2 separate regions of the Homo sapiens genome follow, and region 1 is linked to region 2. A link is a loop called in an ENCODE intact Hi-C map of the cell type or tissue named here. Cell type or tissue: CD14-positive monocyte. All regions are shown on one strand. Links, peaks and the distances in the headings refer to the core of each region. The heading gives the core; the rest is flanking DNA.

Region 1 (5,386 bases), core at 70-5,069, 67 kb after region 2:
TAGTCAGAGTGGCAATAGCTTATATGATAACACCAATAGTCTCTTATTAAACACTTAGGAAGTTTTTATAACTATAGCAGTAGCTGTAGGTGGTTTACAACTCTTTTTCTCTGACAGAAATAAGCAGTACTTTAAAACAGTCCGTGATGTATAGCTATTGATAAGAGAGCAGTTTAATGAAATACTTAGAGGAAGTTATATAAACTTGAAAGTTTAATTTGTTCTTTCTTTCTTTCTTTCTTTTTTTTTTTTTTGAGACAAAGAGTCTCACTCTGTTGCTCAGGCTGGAGTGCAGTGGCCCAATCTCAGCTCACGGCAACGTCTGCCTCCCGGGTTCAAGTGATTCCTGTGCCTCAGCCTCCCAAGTAGCTGGGATTACAGGCACACGCCATCACTCCTGGCTAAGTTTTGTATTTCTAGTAGAGACGGAGTTTCACCATGTTGGCCAGGCTGATCTAGAACTCCTGACCCTGTGATCCGCCTGCCTTGGCTTCCCAAAGTTCTGGGATTACAGGCATGAGCCACCACACCCGGCCTTCAGATATTTTTAATAAGGAAACTACCTCAGTTTATTAGCAGTGAACAGCAAATTAGTTGTCACAAAGTACTAGAAAAATGTCAAGATGCCATTCATTGGTTGTGTCAATTCATTTTGCTTTTTCCTGACCATGTCAGGAGGATGTACTGTTAACTGCCGGATATTAACACAAGAATTTATAAGCTTAATTTCAGTGGTAACTTCTAGTGCTATTTTGGTATCCTATCCACAAAAATATACAATAGGAAATGAAATGAAAAATGAGAAAGCTAGGTGAAGTTTCTGGCTAACCCAAACCATGAAGTGGCAACTTGACTCCATATATAATGTAAAAACCTATAAAAATCAGTGGAGGTGGAGTATCAAAACATGCCCATGATAAAAGAACGTCCCAAGATTTTCTCCATGAAGGTTTAAAACAAATTTATTGTCTGGTAATTTTACAGTTACGCAGAAGATTTTAAATATAGACCTCTGCACTTGTGCTACCCAACCTGCCATCAGGAGCCCTGGAGTCAAACTACGACACTTCCTCTCTGTATAACCACATACAAACCAGCTCACCTCTCTCAGCTTGAGTTCTTTCCTCCAAAAAAAACAGAACTAATGATACTTGCCTTAGCTAGTACTTCCTGTTACAAGGATGAAATGAAATAACATAATGAAGGCCAGACGCAGTGCCTCATGCCTGTAATCCCAACACTTTGGTAAGCCGATCACCTACCAAAGTGGCGGGCGGATCACCTGAGGTCAGGAGTTCAATACCAGCCTGGCCAATATGGCAAAACCCCGTCTCTACTAGCAATACAAAAATTAGCCGGGCGTAGTGGTAATCCCAGCTACTCGGAAGGCTGAGGCACAAGAATCGCTTGAACTCAGGAGGTGGAGGTTGCAGTGAGCCAACACTGTGCCACTGCACTCCAGCCTGGGTGACAGAGTGAGACTCTGTCTCAAAAAGTAAATAAATAAATAACATAACGTAACGTAACGTAAAGTAACATAACATAACATAATGAGAAAGCCCTATACAAGTACTACTTTAGTAAAGTGAATGTCATATGTACCCTTATGCAATTCCCTAAACTGATTGTGATCATATACAATGAAGACTTTGTTAAACAATTGTTTGCACTGAAAAAACTTTTAATACTCACACTAAACAAAGTCTCTCTCTCTATATATATAGATATATTTTATATCTATATATATGGTACATATCCCATTAGCAGTTGTAATTGTAATATATTAGACTTTAAATAAAATGATTGAGTTCATATCTTGAATTTAGGAGAATTTAGTAATTTTACTTTTAGCATCTACTAATATATCTTTTTGTGGGTGTGAAAAAATGTATCTGTCATATGATGGTGACAAAATGGAAGTTTTGCTGTTTCTGAATTATATGCAGTGCTTTTTCCTTCACAATTAAAACTGTTTTTATTTTCTATACATTTTTAGAAAGCAAATTAAAGTCCCAGCTTAGACTGCGGTGATCCCTTTATCCACCGTCACATGGTAGCCTGCCCAGCAATGCTACTCCACAGATCAGTGGGGCAGCGATCACACTCACGCTGGAGCACCTTGGATTTTTTTTCTTTGTTTTGTTGTATTTTTTTGTTTAACTTAAGGAAGGGTATAGAGGACAATAAAATTTAGTTTCCTTATTGGCGAGTTTTGGCCCAGATTTGTGAAAAGTGAGTCATCAACTGGAGTTGCTAGTAGCAAATGTGCACTTTCGTATTGTCTAAGTGGTGTTGCCAAACTGTTAGGTTTGTAGATATGGAGTAGGAAGTAGAAGGAACCCCGTGTTAGAAAAAACACACAGGAAATACGTTATCACAGCATTAATTCTGTAAGGTTGGAGAATCATTACCATTTTAATGTGTTAGCAATATTTCCATTGAAATCCTTCTGAGTGTACCTTGAGAAATGTGTCCTGTATGAGACAAATCCATGACAGGAGCAAGAATCCTAACCACAGAATTACAGCTTGTGTTTCAGTTCCCACACACACCCCAATTTTTTCTAAATCTCACGTTCTGTTTTCCCATCAGTTGGCTCAAATGTGCCACCCTGTGTTAATTTTAGATTCTTCCATGACCTTTACACATCTACTTTTATTTCTCAGTGAAACACTTGAAAGGAAGCTATATTAGAAACATCCCGAGATTAAAATCAGTGTTCCATATATAGATGTTTAAAAAACGAGTGCTGGAATTAGGCTGAATGACACATCAGCCCATCCATTCTATTCAGTGAGGTTCAAACAACATTGTAGTAACGAATTACTAATGCTTAGTGAAGGGGAAGGAAGGAAGGAACATGAAAAACTCCAAACTTACAGTACTTGCTGATAGTTTTATGAGCATTCCTGGGTCATACCAAAGAGCCTAGAGAATGGGCTTGAAGGATCTGTCTCTAACATGTAAATCCTTGAGGGCCAGGCCAGGCAACTGGAAGCACCACAAAAAGCAAAAGCAGTAAAAATGAAGAGTAGAAAGCATGAGTCCTTTAAGACTAATATAAAATTTGATAGTCTAATTTTATTTATTTATTTATTTATTTATGTATTTTGGCATGATCTCGGCTCACTGCAACCTCTGCTTCTCATGTTCAAGCGATTCTCCTGCCTCAACCTCCCAAGTAGCTGGGACTACAGGCGCCTGCCACCATGCCCAGCTAATTTTTGTATTTATAGTAGAGACAGGGTTTCGTCTTGTTAGCCAGGCTGATCTTGAACTCCTGACCTCAGGTGATCCACTCACCTCTGCCTTCCAAAGTGCTGGGATTACAGGCCTGAGCCGCCGCATCAGGCCTAATAGTCTAATTTTATTTCAGCACTTCTGCTTTTTTCTCTTCCTCAGTCCTCTTTCATTTATTTTCAATTGTGGAAAATGAAAACTAATTATAGCACTAATACAAGTAGATATCCTTAAGAATTTATTTTTGCATACCTTATAGAATAAATGATTATAATTTCAAACGCACAACTCAAATTCTTGGTTACTTTCTCTTTGAAAGTATTTAGTTGATATTGCATGCCCTAACTGTGATGCTATTTTCGTTTTTTTCCCTTAACACCATAGTATTTGGATATAAGGACTGAGGAACAGATTTTTTCCTTTATTCAGAAGACTCAGACATTGAAACTCACTGTCTCATGCAAAGCTGCCTTCTAGTCCAGCCAGACTACACTGATCTACAATTTGCACCTGAGCTCCTTTCTCTGGCCCTATAAAGTTTAAATTTTAATTGTCAAATAATTTTATTTTTAATGAGAAAATGTTTGAATTTATAATTTAAAAATATATCCCCTGAAAGAGAAGTACTCTAGAAATGAGATAAATTTTAATAAAACTGATCATAGGATATGTTTCACCTTATTTTTAACTTTTCTTCTTTAGTGATAACCATTGTATTTATCAAATATATTTTCAAACCACATAACAACAGTTGAAGAGCAGCTTGCAGCTTATGTAAAATGTCATCAGAGAAGCCAACTAGTATTTCTGTAAATAGTAGTAGTATTTAATTTATGTTACCCATCTCTGCGGATTAAAGGAAGTATTCTCAAGGAAAAATTCAATTAAAGGTGTAGACAGAATTTTGCCAATAGATCTGTGTTATTCAACTTAAAGAGTCTCAAGGCGAGAAGCAATCTGGTGTAGAGATTAGGAGCATAGGCGCGGAGGCAGACACACCTGAGCATAAATTCTGCCCAGGCCTGTCTGTGGTCCTTTGCATCTTTGGGTGAATCATCTAATCTCTCGGAACCTCAGTTGTCCTACCTGTAGAATAGGGTAATATACCCATCTCACAGGGTTTTGGGGAGGATTAAATGAGACAATTCCTGTAAAGTGCCTTGCATGCTGCCTGGTGCATTGTAAGGCATACATAAAGGTTCGCAGAAACAAAGAAATAATGTAAACTCCCATCAACGTTGTTTTCTGCTTCTATTTTAATAGAAGCTTTGGAGACATGATTTCTGGGGCAGGCTTGACTACGAGTAATGTGTCTTGTTTGGAAGGTGTCATTCACACAAAAGAAGAAAAATTCAATACATTTCTGTCTCCATCTTGTGACCCGGATTCATTTCACTTCGGGGCACCTCAGTTTTATTCTCTGATTATACATAAATTTGGACCTATTTGACTATTTGTTGGGGACTTGTAAAATGGCCACGGCCATTCCCAGGTTACCTACACAGGTCTTAAATGTGGCAAATGTATACATCTGACTTGATTTTCCCTTGCCACGAAACCCAGTTCTTGTTCTCGGTTGCTCTAAGTTCAATGAAATCAAAATCTTTTAAATAAAAACCCAAACATGACTCATAGATGCAGATAAATGCTGTCCATAATTTCAAACACTCCCAAGCCAACAGAAATGGGTTTTTCACTTACTTACTGAGCAACAATTAATCTGAGAATCTAAGTAAGTTTCTCCTGAGGCCCATTAGGATAAACACTTGAGAACTAACTTCATAAAAAAAACAGTGCTGGAGCTGACACCCCAGCTTAAAAAGGCTTCATCTGAGCTCCTTGTTTCTGAATTTTTTGCATACTGCTTTGAAGGGTCTAAGCTTCCTGAGACAATGTAAGGGAGTCAGAGTCGTATTTGACGATCTCTCCTGTCTTCCAGCTTCCACCAGCTAACAGTTCTTTCATGTTGCCACCTACAAGCTTCTCTTCCAACTACTTCCATTTCCTTCCGTGACTCTAAACGGGTGGGTACAACAATTACAAGGAAATGGCTATTCAGAATTTTTTATGTCCCACCTCTTAAAAAGATTCATCATCAAAATAAGAAAAGGGACACCTGAGCTCTCTTTCGTACACTTTCCCATGG
Region 2 (5,386 bases), core at 99-5,098:
ATCCTAGCACTTTGGGAAGCCGAGGTGGGCGGATCACCTGAGGTCAGGAGTTTGAGACCAACCTGGCCAACATGGCAAAACCCCGTCTCTACTAAAAATATAAAAATTAGCTGGGTGTGGTGGCAGGCGCCTGTAATCACAGCTACTTGGAAGGCTGAGGCAGGAGAATCGCTTGAACCCAGGAGGCGGAGGCTGCAGTGAGCTGAGATTGTGCCATTGCACTCCAGCCTGGGCGACAAGAGCAAAACTCCATCTCAAAAATAAGTAAATAAATAAATAAATAGCACTTCTCTCAGCTGGGCTTTGGGTGGTTCTTTGAAGTTAGCGGTTTCCTCTGATGAGGGTCAGGAGTACTGGTGTTCTAAGTTGCTGATAAAGAAAGATTCATGTGGTCTGGAAACCAAGATGTAGGCAGTGGGATGTCACAAACAGGGGAACTGCTTCTTTTCCTGGACGGGAGCGCTCAGCATCTCCAGACAGACCACAGAGATAACTACAAGTAATGCCAGAAGTTTCCACAGGAAGCTTCGATGGATCTTTTCCAGCACATGAACAATTGCTCAATTAAATCCCCAGAGTTCCATGCCATAAAGAAGGGCAGAAACTATTCTGGCATGGAAGTTTCTCAGGGCAGGTGTTATCCATTGCTGGCTGTGGCTTTAGAAAAGTCTGGCGTTTCCACAGATCCCTGATTTTGGGCCACATGTTGCCTCAAGAAACTCATAAAGATAAGTATGAGTTAAAATACATTCCTAGGTACCTGAAGGGGTTGACTTGATCTAGGAGGTTGTTTGATAGACCAATGGGATCCATATGAAACAGGGATTTTAATTTAGTTAATATTCAGCCATTTTATTTAGGAGTACTTTGATACCGGGATCTACTGTCTGTAAAAATTACTTTTAATATATTAATTTAGGCTGGGCTCATGCCTCTAATCTCAACACTTTGGGAGGCCGAGGCAGGTGGATCACCTGAGGTCAGGAGTTCAAGACCAGCCTGGCAAACATGACGAAACCCCATCTCTACTAAAAATACAAAAAATTAGCCACGCTGATGATGCGCACCTGTAGTCCCAGCTACTCAGGAGGCTGAGGCACGAGAATCGCTTGAACCTGGCAGGCAGAGGTTGCAGAGTGAGTCAAGATCGCACCAAGGCACTCCAGCCTGGGAAACAAAGTGAAACTCTGTCTCAAAAATAAAATAAAATAAAAATTTAAAAGATATTAATTTATATCATCAGCAATACCAGAAAAGCATATGTTAATTTAGTATCTTTGAAATTATATACCCAGCAAAATATTCTGACAGAAGCAGGGGGAGGGGAAGTGATTCCCCTAGATGTTGGTGATAGTGGGCATCTGCCACGTGCCAGGCAGCAAGCCAGCCTCTTCCACAGCACAGCACCGAATGCACACACCCTGCCTGTGAGGTGGCTCGTAGGCTTTCCAGTTCCACTCACGAGGAGCCTGAGGAGCAGCCAATTAAGTGATGCCAAGGTCATGCAGTCAGTAGGTGGAAAAGCTAAGCCTCAAACGCAGATCTTCTAACTGAATCCAGTTTTTGAGATAGTCAAATCCAAGAGAAACGCTGGAGAGGACTGCTGGGCATAACCAGGGTATTTGACACACACATCATCTCACAGATCTGTGACCTAATGGTAAACCCTCCATGACCATTCACTTAGAGCTTCTACCTTTGCTTCCACTGTTTAAACTGATTTTTTAAAGAAAACTATACCCTGAGATTGGTGCCAAATACTAAGTTTTCCTCCCTCCAAGAATTTCTTTCCTCTCTCCTGCTAACTTCTATTCCCGCCTAAGGAACGCTAATCCTGGGCCCCTCATTCCCTGCCTTTCGGAGGCATTGCAGCTGCCTGGGAAGAGGGGAGGAGGAGGAGGCTGGTGAAGAAGAGGGAGAAGGAGAAGAGAGACTGAGGGATGAGGGGAGGAAGGAGGCGAGAGAGATCCTTAGTGATAGTATTCTGATTGGTCAGTAATAGCTTCAAGGGAGGCTCAGCCTCTGTAGCACCTATGGTTCAAAAAATCATGAGGCTGTCTGTTAGGCTGTTCTTACATTGCTGTAAAGAAATATCTGAGGCTTGGTAATTTATTAAGAGGTATAATTGACTCACAGTTCTCCAGGCTGTACAAGCATGGTGCTAGCATCTGCTTGCCTTCCAGTGAGGCCTCAGGGAGCCCTTACTCATGTCAAAGGCAAAACAGGAGCAGGTGTATCACATGGTGGCAGCAGGAACAAGAGAAGGGGGGAGGTGCCACACACTTTCAGATAATCAGATCTAAACAACAGCACCATGCCATGCATGAGGGATCCACCCCCACGACCCAAACACCTCCCATCAGGCCCCACCTCCAACATTGAGGATTACAATTCACCATCAGAATTGGAGGGTCAGCATCCAAGCTATATCAGGCTGGGACTGTGAGAAATGGAAGGTCAGAGATTTCAAGGTCGTCTAGTCCAATCTCTTTTTTACAGATAAGATAACTGAGATCTGGAAAGAGAGATGACTTGTCTAGGGTGATACAGCTAGTCACTAAAATGGATGTCATTATTGCATCATATGGAGATGTGTAGATTTTAAAGCACTTTCACCACCTCACTTTATTGCCTCACAACAATCCTCCGAGATGTTTGTCGAATGTCACGTAAGCGTGTGAACAGTTCCCTTTTGACTGTACCATTGTAGAGGGAACTCATAGATTACGTAAGACAAACCAAATGTCTTCTAAAACTGATTTTGATTCTATAATTAGTTTTCCAAATGAGGAAACTGGTTCAGAAAGGGAAATGATTGGCCAAAAATATCATTGCTCAACTAATGATTGCATGAAATTCAGAGCCCAGGAAAATTTCTGTACTTTTTATTCAGAAAAAAAGATGAGACAGGCCTATAGGACTAGATGACCCACACTGGAAAAAGTTCAGTATTGAAAATATATTTTGGATGACACTGACATTTATTCTTGAGAGTTTTTACTAAGTTATTGCATATTTGAATATTATAACTAGTTATATATTTTAATATAATTTCATTGAACCTATATGAATCCATTACCATTCTACATAAATAGGCTTTTGGATGTTATTTAGGTCATTTGGTATAAAAGGATATATAATATTTATGAGCAAGGGTAGAGCTAGAAAAAATTTGTGAATTAAGAGAAATTTGTATTAGTGTATCTTTTGCTTATAAATTAAAGATACAAGTAAATTAAAGATGTAAATAAATTAAAAATGAAAAACTCACCTTCATGGAAAGATAACTTAAAAAAAGGTAAGAAGACAATTTACAAATAATACATTTTAAAAATTTGTTTTTCAGGATCTAGTTCAGGTTCAAAATTAAAAGATCCTGAACTGAGTTTAAAAGGCACCCAGCACATCATGCAAGCAGGCCAGACACTGCATCTCCAATGCAGGTAAGTGGCTGTGTTGGTTTGGGAATAATCTAGTTGCCATGCCTAAGGCAAAATCATTCCCTGGCAGAGTAAAAAGGTAGGGACCTCAGTGATCTCCTGTGATCTGCAAAGTGCAAACCATAGGCATCCAGCTTCCCATGAAAGGGGATTCATGGGGAAGGGAGAGCATTACTCACTCAGGGAAATGGGGGAAGGGATGCCCAAATAGTTCTGCATCTTTATTCTGAGTATTGTTCTACAGCTTTTCTGAATGTGTTGCTTTCCCGTAAAGAGGAAGATGACTACACTTAAGAGAGGACCTCCGCTTCCTAATAAAATGAATGCTGAGGAACTGGTGCTGAGCCTAGGGCCCAGCCATAAATATGTTTTGTTTTCTTATCTGTGATTGCAGGGGGGAAGCAGCCCATAAATGGTCTTTGCCTGAAATGGTGAGTAAGGAAAGCGAAAGGCTGAGCATAACTAAATCTGCCTGTGGAAGAAATGGCAAACAATTCTGCAGTACTTTAACCTTGAACACAGCTCAAGCAAACCACACTGGCTTCTACAGCTGCAAATATCTAGCTGTACCTACTTCAAAGAAGAAGGAAACAGAATCTGCAATCTATATATTTATTAGTGGTAAGACTTCCATTTTCTACATTCTGTTTGCTTTTGCTTTGCAAATGAGTCATAAATCTACCCTGATCCATTGGAAAGGTTGCTTTCCTAGTGAGTATGAAAGAAACGGGTTAGGAAAGAGATTCCATCCTAGTTGTAGACACTTTCGTGGATGTCAATTTTAACCAGAATTGTCAAGGCCCAGTTAGTCACTATGTGCTCCACAAAGAGAGAGACTGGTCTGTATAGGTCACCTCTGTACCCACAGCTCCTAGCACAGTATGTGGCCCATAGTTGGATGAATAAGTGAATAAAAGGATTTTAGTTCTATTTCTTAGTTATTGAGAAGCCCAAAATAGAATACATGATTTTTGTCATTTAACACAGCTGCATTCTCTTATATGTTGGAACTGTAAAATACTGTTGTTTCTACTAAATTAATAAACGCAATGTTGCTGTTATCTCGAGTGTTATATAACTGGTTCCAATGGACAATGTTGTATTATTTCATGTTCACTGAGGAACTACTATAATGACATGAGAACTGGCACTGACCAAGATACAGTGCAAAGGGCAAAGGGCAAAAATGAATCATGTTTGATTCATTTTTTATGGTACTCGTAAAAAAATCATTTTCATTCATTCATAATTTTTATGATACTGTTCTTCCTTCCTTAGAGAATGAACAAATGAAGTAACATTCAAAGGGGAGAAATGCAAAATCTTTTAAGAAGTAGAAACTCACAGTAAAATTGGAACCCTGAGAAAGAATAATAAAAATGGCCTGTCACTTTCTTCTTCCTTGTTTAGTTCCAATTTTCAAATCTTGAGGGGATTAAAGAAAAAAACGCACACACACAAACAAGGCTGTAGAGAACACAAAGCAATATTAGTAGGCACTTCAGGCACAGAATCAGGTTTAAAAAAAACAAAAGAAAACAACCAACCATCAGCATCAATAGCTAAATATACATTGTGGGTCTACCTTCTGGTGAGGTCAGGAACTGGGTCTTTGCATTGGAGGTAGTACAATAGAACTAACATTTTAGTGAGGCAGTTCTTTTTCGTTGTTGTTTGTTTGTTTTTTTGAGATGGAGTCTTGATCTCTCACCCATGCTGGAGTGCAATGGCAGCTCACTGCAACTTCTGCCTCCCAGGGGCAAGCGATTACTCCTGCCTCAGCCTCCTGCGTAGCTAGGATTACAGGCGTCTGCCACCACTCCTGGCTAATTTTTGTATTTTTAGTAGAGACTGGGTTTCACCATGTTGGTCAGGCTGGTCTCGAACTCCTGACCTCAGGTGATCCACCTGCCTCGGCCTCCCAAAGTGTTGGGATTACAGGCATG

What was found. Peaks named below come from ENCODE experiments on the same cell type or tissue, not always from the same donor. Only the 100,000 strongest peaks of a DNase experiment are listed, where the experiment ranks them.
Region 1: it touches region 2 in a loop (2.2-fold over the local background); 4 of 110 quality-filtered maps call a loop at or near these places.

What each region holds. Positions count from the first base shown.
Region 1 is chr13:28,398,912-28,404,297 of GRCh38, reverse strand. All of the region lies in intron 11 of FLT1 (fms related receptor tyrosine kinase 1), which reads left to right. Among named protein-coding and RNA genes, the nearest start is that of FLT1, 94 kb to the left of the region's middle. In CD14-positive monocyte, for the core only: no CTCF peak of the experiment used is centred there; DNase peaks (open chromatin) are centred at 1,117, 2,257 and 2,847; H3K4me3 peaks cover 862 bases; H3K27ac peaks cover 679 bases.
Region 2 is chr13:28,465,578-28,470,963 of GRCh38, reverse strand. FLT1 (fms related receptor tyrosine kinase 1) reads left to right here. Exons shown (of 30, transcript NM_002019.4): 2 at 3,347-3,443; 3 at 3,835-4,061. Among named protein-coding and RNA genes, the nearest start is that of FLT1, 27 kb to the left of the region's middle. RefSeq lists a silencer at 3,466-3,697. In CD14-positive monocyte, for the core only: no CTCF peak of the experiment used is centred there; DNase peaks (open chromatin) are centred at 2,253, 2,663, 3,633 and 4,153; H3K4me3 peaks cover 981 bases; H3K27ac peaks cover 2,194 bases.